Regions from separate parts of the Homo sapiens genome. Here region 2 is linked to region 1. Evidence: chromatin contacts called from ENCODE Hi-C or POLR2A ChIA-PET data. All regions are on one chromosome and are shown on one strand. Each heading gives the region's core, a stretch centred on a gene start or an enhancer-like site at or near the end of the contact. The rest is flanking DNA. Distances are from core to core; before and after follow the strand shown. Region 1 holds the start of OSTF1 (osteoclast stimulating factor 1). Region 2 holds the start of PSAT1 (phosphoserine aminotransferase 1).

What was found. A loop is a pair of places that touch in the nucleus more often than their neighbours do. ChIA-PET counts read pairs that join two places held with the same protein, here RNA polymerase II (POLR2A). Pooled maps may share reads with other maps.
Region 2: a map of ascending aorta shows a loop between it and region 1 (4-fold over the local background). The contact joins the promoter of PSAT1 here to the promoter of OSTF1 in region 1. A Hi-C loop is called at or near these places in 1 of 168 maps with a recorded cell type or tissue (ascending aorta) and 9 of 50 pooled maps. POLR2A ChIA-PET finds 5 or more read pairs at or near these places in 1 of 52 experiments (OCI-LY7).

Annotation. Positions count from the first base shown.
Region 1 is chr9:75,087,264-75,091,328 of GRCh38, reverse strand. OSTF1 (osteoclast stimulating factor 1) reads right to left here and starts at 2,815. Exons shown (of 10, transcript NM_012383.5): 1 at 2,603-2,815. The coding sequence starts at 2,636. NMRK1 (nicotinamide riboside kinase 1) reads left to right here and starts at 3,174. Exons shown (of 9, transcript NM_017881.3): 1 at 3,174-3,321. RefSeq lists silencers at 2,425-2,514, 2,705-3,304.
Region 2 is chr9:78,295,871-78,302,331 of GRCh38, reverse strand. PSAT1 (phosphoserine aminotransferase 1) reads right to left here and starts at 5,207. Exons shown (of 9, transcript NM_058179.4): 1 at 5,062-5,207; 2 at 1,670-1,730; 3 at 309-378. The coding sequence starts at 5,121. RefSeq lists a silencer at 4,602-4,841 and enhancers at 4,794-5,377, 5,378-5,961, 5,852-6,121.

The DNA.
Region 1 (4,065 bases), core at 1,566-4,065:
GAAGGAGGGTGGATCACAAGGTCAGGAGTTCAAGACCAGCCTGGATCCTGTCTCTACTAAAAATACAAAAAAAAAATTAGCCGGGCATGGTGGCGGGCTGCCTGTAATCCCAGCTGCTCGGGAGGCTGAGGCAGAGAATTGCTTGATCCCGAGAGGCGGAGGTTGCAGTGAGCCGAGATCGCGCCACTGCACTCCAGCCTGGGCAACAGAGCGAGAGTCTGTCTCAAAAAAAAAAAAAAAAAAAAAAGTGCAGACTTCAAAGCCAGACTACCTGGGTTTTAATACTGCCTGCTACATCCCCCACTCTAACTGTTGACTTTAGACAAGTTAAATAACATTTCTGCGCATCTTTATTTCCCCATCTGTGCAACAGGAACAATATAATGGTACTGATCTCATAAGATTGTTGAGAGCAGCAAATGTGTTAACACGTGTAAAGTGACTATACCATTGCCTAACACACAGTAAATGTGGGACAGTACTACGATAGGACATTTCTGTTTTTGTTTTTTGTACTCTGTTGAGACGGGGTCTTGCTATGTTGCCCAGGCTAGTCTCAAACTCCTAGCCTCAAGCAATCCTCCCACCTCAGCCTCATAAAGTGCTAGGATTACAGGCATGGCCCACTGCTCCTGGCCATCGCTTTTTTTTTTTCTTCAACTAAGCTAGCCCACACAAAGTTTCAACTCTGATTGGCAGTAATGTTTCTCACTGTAAATTACTAAACTGGCAAACCCATTTCTATGGTAACTTTGTGTCTGGATCTCATTTGTAAATTAATGTTGATTCAAAATTCCCTTTATCCTGAATCAAGGACCAGATAAAACAAATTAAAATAAAATAAAATGCAAAGTTCCCTCTAAACACCTGTCATGTTTAACCATAAGCTTTCTGATGTGAAGGAGAAAGGAGGTTCCTGGGAATGTATCCACAATTAGTAACAGGATGACCCTTAAACCCCCAAGTGTGAATGAACCCACATGTATACATTACTGTGTACACACACACACACACACACACACACACACACACACCTGTCAATGTCCCTCCATTTGCAATATAGACAGCATTTAATACGCATGAAGAGATTTTTAAAAAGGGCATTCTTTAACGTATTTCAACTGGCAGCAGGTGATCAGAAAAAAATAAGATAAATAAAATATTGTTTAGCTATCAAAGAACAACTCTGCACTGTTAGATACTTAAGGTCCTGATTTGCACCTGAGTTTAGAAAGCTACCTCATACATATGCACTTAAAATGGAAATTTCTCATCAGATTCCACATCTAATGCAATGCAGAACCCAACTCTAGCTGTGCCCCATCTTTGCCCAGGGCAGAGCCAGTCTCAGCAACTTCCTTCACACTCAGCCCACCAAGATGTCAGTCCTCAGTGAAGCACTATTCCACATACGTACGTACATGATTATCAAATAAAGGGACTTCATACTCCAACTGCAGGAACGCAAAGAAACAAAACTAGATAAGTATGAAAGCTATAGAGTTTAGGAAAATCAAGGAAAAAAGTAATCACTGAAACTCATCTCTTGCAAAGAAAGTTACTTCAAAATTTGACGTAAATGGATTAAATTTCAGCATTTCGCTATACCGAAATTACACTATGGGAAGAAAAAACCCAAGAATACATCGGAGCCATTTATCTTCCATTTCCTGTATTTCCCTTAATTACCTACCCAAATGAATGCACGTAAGAGTTGTTAAAGTATTGAAATACGTCAGTCCTTTCTAATTACCTACCCAAATGAATGAGCGGAACAGTATGTTACAACTTTTAATTAAAATACGTCAGTTTCTTTTACAATTATCTTATTTCTGCATATCACAGAAAATATTCTAAGAACAGAGCAAAAATGAACAAGGACAATCCGCCCAGAAAACTGCTTTGAGGAATTTAGTAATCTCAGCCCTCTCAGGTTTAGCACGCCAACGTCTTTGGGAGAGCAAAGGCAAAGGAGATGATAAAATGACACTTCCAAATAGCAACAGCTGAGATCACTGCCGCATCCTAGATTCTTTCCACCAGGAGCGCGAGTATAGGGTTTTTTTCTAAACGCTCTTCCCAAGATCCCGAGGTCAATTTCAAACGCTGCTCCACGCTTAAGTCCCGAGGGAGGCTCGCTCGCCCACCCCACCCTGCAGGGATTGCACTTCCCGTTCGCTCTGGCCGGTCAGGAACCCTAACTTGACAGTGACAAACACTGAGAAAAGAGGAAGTGGCTAAAGATCATTTCATGACATTTTTTAAAGGGAGATCAATGGCCCTGTCTTTCCGGAAAACTTCCATGGGACGTTGCCATCACACCCTCTGAAAGTTTCAGCGAATGACAACGTAGCAAAAGTGAGGGCTACTCCCCTTTAAATATATATATATATATTAATCCTCGAAATCCTCTTGCTATCAAAATCGATCCCTCCTCCGTAACAGCGAACGCAAAACTAAGAGCGCCCATCCCGGTGGGGCCGATCTCGGAAGCCAGGCTCGGGGCCGGGTGCGCGCCGGGTCCTCCCTGCCAAGCTGCAGAGGAGGCGCCGGCACCGCGGCGGTCGCAGGACCTGGCAAGCGCCTACCTTACCTCCCTCACCTGGTTTGACTGGTTTGGGTGGCGGCTTCGACATCTCGCTTCCTGGAGCTGCAAATCCTAAAGACCCCGCCGAAAAGCCCACCGCTTGCCCGCCACCTGGCACTCCGGGCACCCCAGTTCTTTTTGTCTGGCTTACAACCGTGCGCCTCCTAGGACCGGCGCCCACCCTTGGCTGCGGGAAGAGCGGACGCAGGCAGAGCGGCTCCGCCGAGTGCTCCGCCCCGCCCCGCGGCCGCCGGAGCAGTCCAGAGCGCGCGCCGGGCCGACGAGGAAGTGGACCCCGCCTAGCCGAGCGCTAATTGGCTCCCGGGCTGGCAGCTTCGCCGCAGCAGGAGCGCGGGCGGCGCGCACGGCGGCGGAACCAGCCGGAGCCGAGCGAGGGCGAAGCGGGCGTGCGCCAGTGCAGTGCCGCGGGCCGCGCGCGCTCCCGATAGGGAAGGGCCGGAGCTGCGCAGGGGCGCGCGGAAGAGGCCAAGCTAGCCGGAGCCCCGCCCCGCCCCGCCCCGCCCCAACGGGGGCTGGAACCCGGCGCCGAGAGTAGAGAAAAGGGGCCTCTGGTGACCGCCCCTACCTGGCATCCCTCTAACCCAGGAGGAGCGTGGGGAAAGGGGCTGTGGGCCTCTCGGGGAGCGAGCTGCGGGTAGCGGCGCACTGGGTACAGGCGCGCGCTTGGCTGTCGCCTCTGCCGCTGTGTTTGGGAGGACTCGAACTGGCGCCAGGTGAGTGCGTACCTGCTCGCCCCTGCCGCGCCGCGCCGCCTTGCTGGGGCCTGGAGGTGTTTCCAGAGGGTTTCTGTGCTGGAGCCCGGGACTTGGTTGCGCCCTGAAAGCCTTGCCTGGACTCTTGCCACCCTCACAGAGCTGATAGGTGGCCTGCCGAGGAGGACGTGTACTCATGGTGGCGTGGTGCTCTAGCGCCCCGGAATAATCCTGAAAATGGGAACGCTGCCTCCAAGAGACCGCGCAGCCTGGAGAAGTCGCCAGGGACAGGATCAGGACTTGATCCTCGCGGATCGATATGGTCTCATTCCTCTAGCGTTGGGGTGATGACCTACTGCCCGCCTGCTGCCTGTTACTGTAAGGCCTGCTAAGAATTTTTTTTTTTTTTACTTTTTTTAATGACTGAAAAGAAATAAAAAGAAATATAATACTTTGTGACACGTGAAAATTACATGAAATTACGATTTCAGTGTCCGTAAAATTTTACTGGAACACGGTCACGCTCATTTGCATCTGTGTTTTCTGTGGCCGCTTTCGCATTACCCAGCAGGGTTGAGTAGCAGCTGGCAAAGCCCAAAGCATTTCCTGTCTGGCACTTTACAGAAAAAGTTTTCCTACCCCTGATCTATCGGATTGAATCTTCGGTGGGAGGAAAGAACTGGAGCACACAAGGAAGCCAATGGCATAAGTTCAAAATAACAGTCAATATTGTAAATTAATTGTATATTTGGGGAAAGAAAAAAC
Region 2 (6,461 bases), core at 3,958-6,457, 3.2 Mb before region 1:
ATTTCTGTGTCATTTACATCTCTTTCACACCAGTTTAACTGCCACAGTGCTGAAAAATCATTCCTAGATACAATGATTTCAAATCTTTGGAAATATCACATAAAATAAAAACAAAAACATATAAACACGGGATGGGGAACAAATAAAAAGCGTTAGGTACTAATAGTGAATTGGAGAGAATCTTACAAGGATTATTTTAAATTATGAAATATTCTGAACAAACAATAGAGTGTAGAAAATACTGGAAGACATCCAGATTTAGGAAGTATCTAACAAAAGTAACATGATTTGGTCTTTTTAAAACTTACAGCAATTCCCGCACAAGATTCTCTGTATTGTTAATAATCTTGGCAAAATCTGATGACCTGTGACTCATTTCTGTGAAAGGAAAGATAAACAACAATAACAAATATTCCAGCTCAAAACCAAATGAACAGAAATACCTACGAAATTTGCAAGTAAACAACAATACAGGGAAATTTCAGTTATTCTGCATTCAAATTGTGGGCCAAGGCTCACTTAGTTTAGGGGACCATACAAACTGATTTTCAAATTGCAAACATTTTAGCTTTATAGTCATGGCAGAAGGATTTTTCAAGTGGTACATTCACTGAGCAAGTTATTTATTAATTCATCACTCCGTGATGCTCTCTGTGATTCTTCTTACCATCTCTTTCTCACAAACAGGAATCCATGTGCAACAGTTGCCCTTTAGGTCTGGAGCACAAAATTCCATGCTGTGATCTCACTTCACAGAAATCTAAGTATATGTCCCAAACCAACAGGAGCAAAATTTAACAGAAATAAGCAATATAGTTAACCCTATGGTCTCTTAATACCATGCAGTCTTCAGAACCGCCAAAAATAAAAGAAAATAAGTTTTAGAATGCAGAGGTCCTCTTCCCAAAAAATATAGGGGAAACTTAATAAGATTATCAATGTGCGAGGTCTTCATAAAAGGCTTATGTACTTTTAAACTTTAATGAGGTTGTATTTAAGTATAATAAAAACTGTAAATTGAATGTAAAGCAATATTATAAATGTTTGGAGGCACTGTTATGCAAATATACAGTATCTTCTGATCCTAAATCCTATGATTAGCAAAAACCAATTATGACAGGGTAAGCTGAGATGTCAGAACCTCTCACCAGCATTTATGCTATTTTCAAAATGGTTTCTATCAGACATGCAACCCAAGCTATTAAAGTTTAAAAATGTATCTATAAAGGCCTATAGGAAGACCCTATAGGCCCTGTAATTCTATATTTGATGCATTTAAATTAGTTCCCTTTGGGCCAGGGCTCAGTGGCTCAAGCCTGTAATCCCAAAACTTTGGGAGGCCAATGTGGGAGGATGGCTTCAGGCCACGAGTTTCAGATCAGCCTGGGCAACAAAGTGAGATCCCATCTCATGGGATCTTTAAAAAATGTTTTAAACATTTAAAAAAAATTAGCCAGGTGTGGTGATGTGTACCTATAGTCCTAGCTACTCAGGATGCTGAGGCAGGAGGGTCACTTGAGCCCAGGAGTTGGAGGCTGCAGTGAACTATGATCACGCCACTGTACTCCAGCCTGGGTGACAGAGCAGGACCCTGCCTCTAAAAAAAAAAAAAAAAAAAAAAGCTTCCTTTGAAACATGGACATTCACAGAATTCAAAAGTAAATCTTACCAAGAACACTAATGCCAACTCCTTTGTAGTCTAATAATTCCTTTTGTATCTCTAACAACACCTAGAAAAAAATAAAGGAAAATAGGGTTATTTAAATATGTTCTGCACTGCTTTCCCTCTGAACATACAAACCTGACGAGGGGACAAGGAAGGGTCTACAGTGAGGTCCCCAGGCTTCCATCCCCACCCACAGCCAGTCTCCTTCCTTCCCATGTCCACAAAGCCAGCGATTATGCAACTTACACACAAGGTAAGCATGAAATTAGGCAATGTGACTGATGTTGATACACTTTTTCCAAAGGCCCGAATTTACCGATTCCCTAGAAAATGTCCCCTTCACAAATCTCATTCACCACTCTCCTAAAGCTAAAGTAAAGAATGCATAAAGTTCTGGGTTAAAGGGACAACGATAAAAAAATTATGCCCAGATTATACAGGTAACTCAATTTTCCGATCTCTTTTGGTCTAAGGTGCTAGACTGGGAAGCGTGGGGTGGGCAGGAAGAAGGAAGAGCCTGCTGTGAATAAGATTCGTCCCAGGGTGCTGCAACAAGACTGGCACAATGTTGATAATTGTTGAGTCTCAGAGATGGGTCCTTGGAGGTTCATTACACTACTTTTATCTTTGTGTATGTGAGGATTCCCTTAATAAAAAATAAAGAGAAAAAGAAAAGCTTTAAAAATGAACACAAAATAAGTGCAAAAGCAACCAGCCAGAGAAGGTCTACAGATAGGAGGCACCTTTTTTTTTAAGATGCTTGCTAAGGAGGGCATCATTAAAACACAGCTATAACCTAAACTGGATTGCAACTTGTCTCAAAAAACAGTATTTTAACAATAAAGAATTAGACAAGGCCGGGCGTGGTGGCTCACGCCTGTAATCCCAGCACTTTGGGAGGCCAAGGCGGGCAGATCATGAGGTCAAGAGATTGAGACCATCTTGGCCAACATGGTGAAACCCCGTCTCTACTAAAAATACAAAAATTAGCTGGGCTTGGTGGTGGGTGCCTGTAATCCCAGTTACTCAGGAGGCGGAGGCAGAAGAATCGCTGGAACCCGGGAGGCGGAGGTTTCAGTGAGCCGAGACCAAGCGACTGCACTCCAGCCTCGTGACAGAGCTTGACTTCTCTCAAAAAAAAAAAAAAAAAAGAATTAGATTAAAAAAAAGACTGCCTTGACGACTGGGTCTAAGAATGTGTTATTGTTTTCTGAAATGTTGGATGCTTGTTAGCACCAGCTGATCAAATAAAATAGAGTGAATCTTTTCTTTTAGTAAAGAGAAACATTCATCTGTGAATAATCTTTGAACTTGCTCCTGAGACTGTATCTTTCTTATAGACAGCATTCATTGAAAATAGTTCTATAAAAGTTTATAACCAAAATAATTACAAACAGTTTTAAAGACTCCTACTGAAAAATCACACCTCCCTAATCCAGTAGGTTTTTTTTTTTCCAGTTGAAGAATGCATTGCTTTTGTGGATCATAACCAATTTTTTTTTTTTTTTTTTTTTTTTTTTTGTTAAGAGACAGGGTCTTGCTCTATCACCCAGCCTGGAATGCAGTGGGACAATCACAGTTCACTACAGCCTCAAACTCCTGGGCTCAAGAGATCCTCCCACCTTAGCCTCCTGAGTTGCTTGGATTACAGGCGTGCGCCACCACACCCAGCTCACGACTAATTTTTTTAATGAAACAGAACAGACTAGAGCAGGATAGAATACAAAATAGTGTATGTCACAGGTAATTAGGCTACACATCATTTCATAAGGCATTTATTTTTGTTACAATTGAATGTGTATACTTTGTCATTTTGTAAACATGTTTTTCACTGTAGGTTACAGTCAAAAGAAGTTTGAAAGCTTCTCTAATATTTACAATTCAACTAAATCAAGGAAATACATAAAAAGCAACATCTGCCTGCCCCCTCACCCTCCTGCCCCCCAGGTTACATGCAGTCCAAGGGCAAAAATCCTCCCAGAAAAATTAATAACAAATAATTGTATTACTGATGACAATTGCCATTACAATTATAGTAATAAATTAATAACGAAATACATAGGGAACAAACGTTGGGAACACTCCAAAACATGGGGGGTGCAGGAGGAGGCTACAGGAAACATCTCCACAGCTGGAGCAGGGAATCTCGCCTAAAATGAACTGTAACCACTGAGAAAAAATAAGCCCTGTCCTCTCAGCTACTGTGAGCGCTGCCCCTAGAAAAGTAAGAAGTCCTTTCCCCTTTAAAATTGGATTCTCTGTTCTTACCACAACACAGAGGAGGCTCTGTCCCAGGGAGATTTCTACTCTGCTCAACAATTGATAATTGTAAAATACTTGGCTATGCCTCATGCTGCTCCAACATATTATCAGCTCTATCCTGGTTAGAAAAATAAAAATCTAACGGCGGCGGCAGCCGCCTGACAATGGGCTCAAGGCACATCGGAGACTTTGCCTTCTTCACTGCGGGTGGGGCTGGGGACGGTGGGTTTGGCGGGGGAGGGGAGGAGCCGGGCTGGGGCCTGGGAAGGCAGAGAGTGAGTTCCACCAGCAAGATCTGATTGTGGCCCGGGAGAGAATTCAATCACTCGGTTTACTCCAGAACGAAATGAACAGGGAATTGGGTTAAGCAGCCCAAAGTCTACCAGAGTTAGAATACTCGAACGCCTTTAGGGGACAAGCAGGTTAAAAAAAGGAGGGGGGTGGGGAGAAAGGCTTTAGGAAAGGGTAGGTTCTATGGGGGACAAGGAGGGGAAAGCTGGACTGAAGGTTTTCAAATTTACATTTCTGAAAAGCAGTGTTCCTAAGTGCTGGCTAAAGCAAACACTGGTGTAAGGCGTAGGGGGGCACGCACACGCGGACCTTTAAGTTTGCAATCCCTTTCAGCTAACGTGATCCACTGCATATGCAAAACCTGTCATCGGTTCATTCCCGTTCATCACTCATTCACACTATGTCCATTCATGCATCCGCTCCACACTGCCCGGGCTCGCCGCACAGCTGCGCGAGGCGAAGGCAGAGATCAGAGCTTTTTCTTTTTCGCCCCGCCCCAGCCCCCGGACCGGCCCAGGAGATGGCACAGCCCGGGCGTCTGCAGGTGCGTGGCACCGGCGGGACAGCAGGCCCCGGCCAGCTGAGTCGTGCACTGCCTCGCACCAGCAGTCAGGGCCAGGGGCAGCTGCACGGGCACGCCTCGCCGAGCTTCCTCACCAACTGCATTCTTCCCGAAGCCCGCTTGCCGGAGCTGCTGATCCCGCTGTGCACGCTGATGCAAAGCGCCTAGGGGACTCAAGGCAGGGAGCGGGAATCCGACTGCCACACGCAGGGATGCAAACCCACCCGCGTGCGTGCTCCCGCCTGAACCTCACTCCCGGCGCCCGCTCGCGGGGACTTACTGAGTGCGGCAGCTTGGCGGGACCAGGCCCAAAGTTGACCACCTGCCTGGGGGCGTCCATGGTGCGGCGGCCAGGGCGGTGAGTCAGCCAAGGAGGACCGAACGCGTGAACGGCTGGCGTTCCTGGCCGCTGCGGTGAGAGTCTGCAGCCGGCCCCGAACCCCCGCCTTGTTCCTGCGCCGAGTCGGCGCCCCATTGGCCCGTGCTGTCGCAGGCCCTGCGCTAATTGGTTCGCGCGAAGGAGCTCACATCCCCATTGGTCGCGCTTCTGAGCCGAGTCGAAGCAGTTGCTCCTCCTCGCGTTTACTGTTTCAACCCCCATTTTTGATCAATGCAAGGAGCGCGCGAGATTGCGCCAGCCAGCCGAGCCGGCTCGGCTGCGCGCCCGCCCGAGGATTGTGGGCGGCGGGAAGAGGCTGCCCCTGCCAACCTGCCTTCGCCCCTTGAGCCCGCAATCTGGCCGGTTCCAGTCCTCCAACCCCAGAGGACCTCAGCTCCTCTCTCTTGGCTGAAAGGGCAGTTGCCGAGCAGATTTGTAGCCCCCATCCACCCACCTCTCCACCACCAGCCCCCAGTTTGGGCTGTGATGTATTTGTTCCAGAACCACCAGTCACTAATCTACCAAACTTTTCTAAGCACCCCCCACGGGCGTCAGATACCCCAGTGGAGAGAGAGGACCCCCCCAAGGTTGGAAGCGCAGGATGAAGAAGGGCCGGGGGTGGGTGGATACGGTTCTTTGTATTTGCACGTGGGTCCTGAGTTCCTGCAGGATTAAAGAACGGAGGTGGCCAAGGACGCAGGGAGGAGCGATAGCCTGGGAAGCGTGGATGCCCGCCAGGCAAGTCCTTTAAAGTCGCTGATTCTCCATTTCCTCCTTTGGGAAACGAGTGAGCTGGAAACCTGCGACAGCTCTCAGGTTGCGCCCGCGCTGACAAGCTGTGAGTTTAGAAACGTGAGGAGATATTAACAAGAACGCGATACCCATAGGGCGCTGCAGCCCAAACCAGAAGAAGGTGGCCCCTAGCCAGGCCAGGCGCAGGGCCAGAGCTGCTCAAACTTTTCCACAGAAGTGTCCTTCTCAAAAGAACTCCAGTGGAGACCCGCATGGGGTTCTGAAACAGAATACCCTCCCCCTACCCTGCAAGAAAGAAGTTCCTTTGAAGTCTGGAATTTCATCATTTTTAAACTGTGAATTTTGCATTCTCTACCATAATTTAACCTAGTTTCTTTTAATGTAAAAATATTTTCCCTGTCTGAGTAAAATTGATGCGCCAGGAATATATACAGTCCAACTGCCCCGTTTAGAGAAGGCTTGTAACTGGACAGGACTTTGGCTTTTGTTTGCTTTTCCTAATGAGAATGTGGGCGGTATGGGGCTGAGAGCAGAGGCACTGCTCTGGA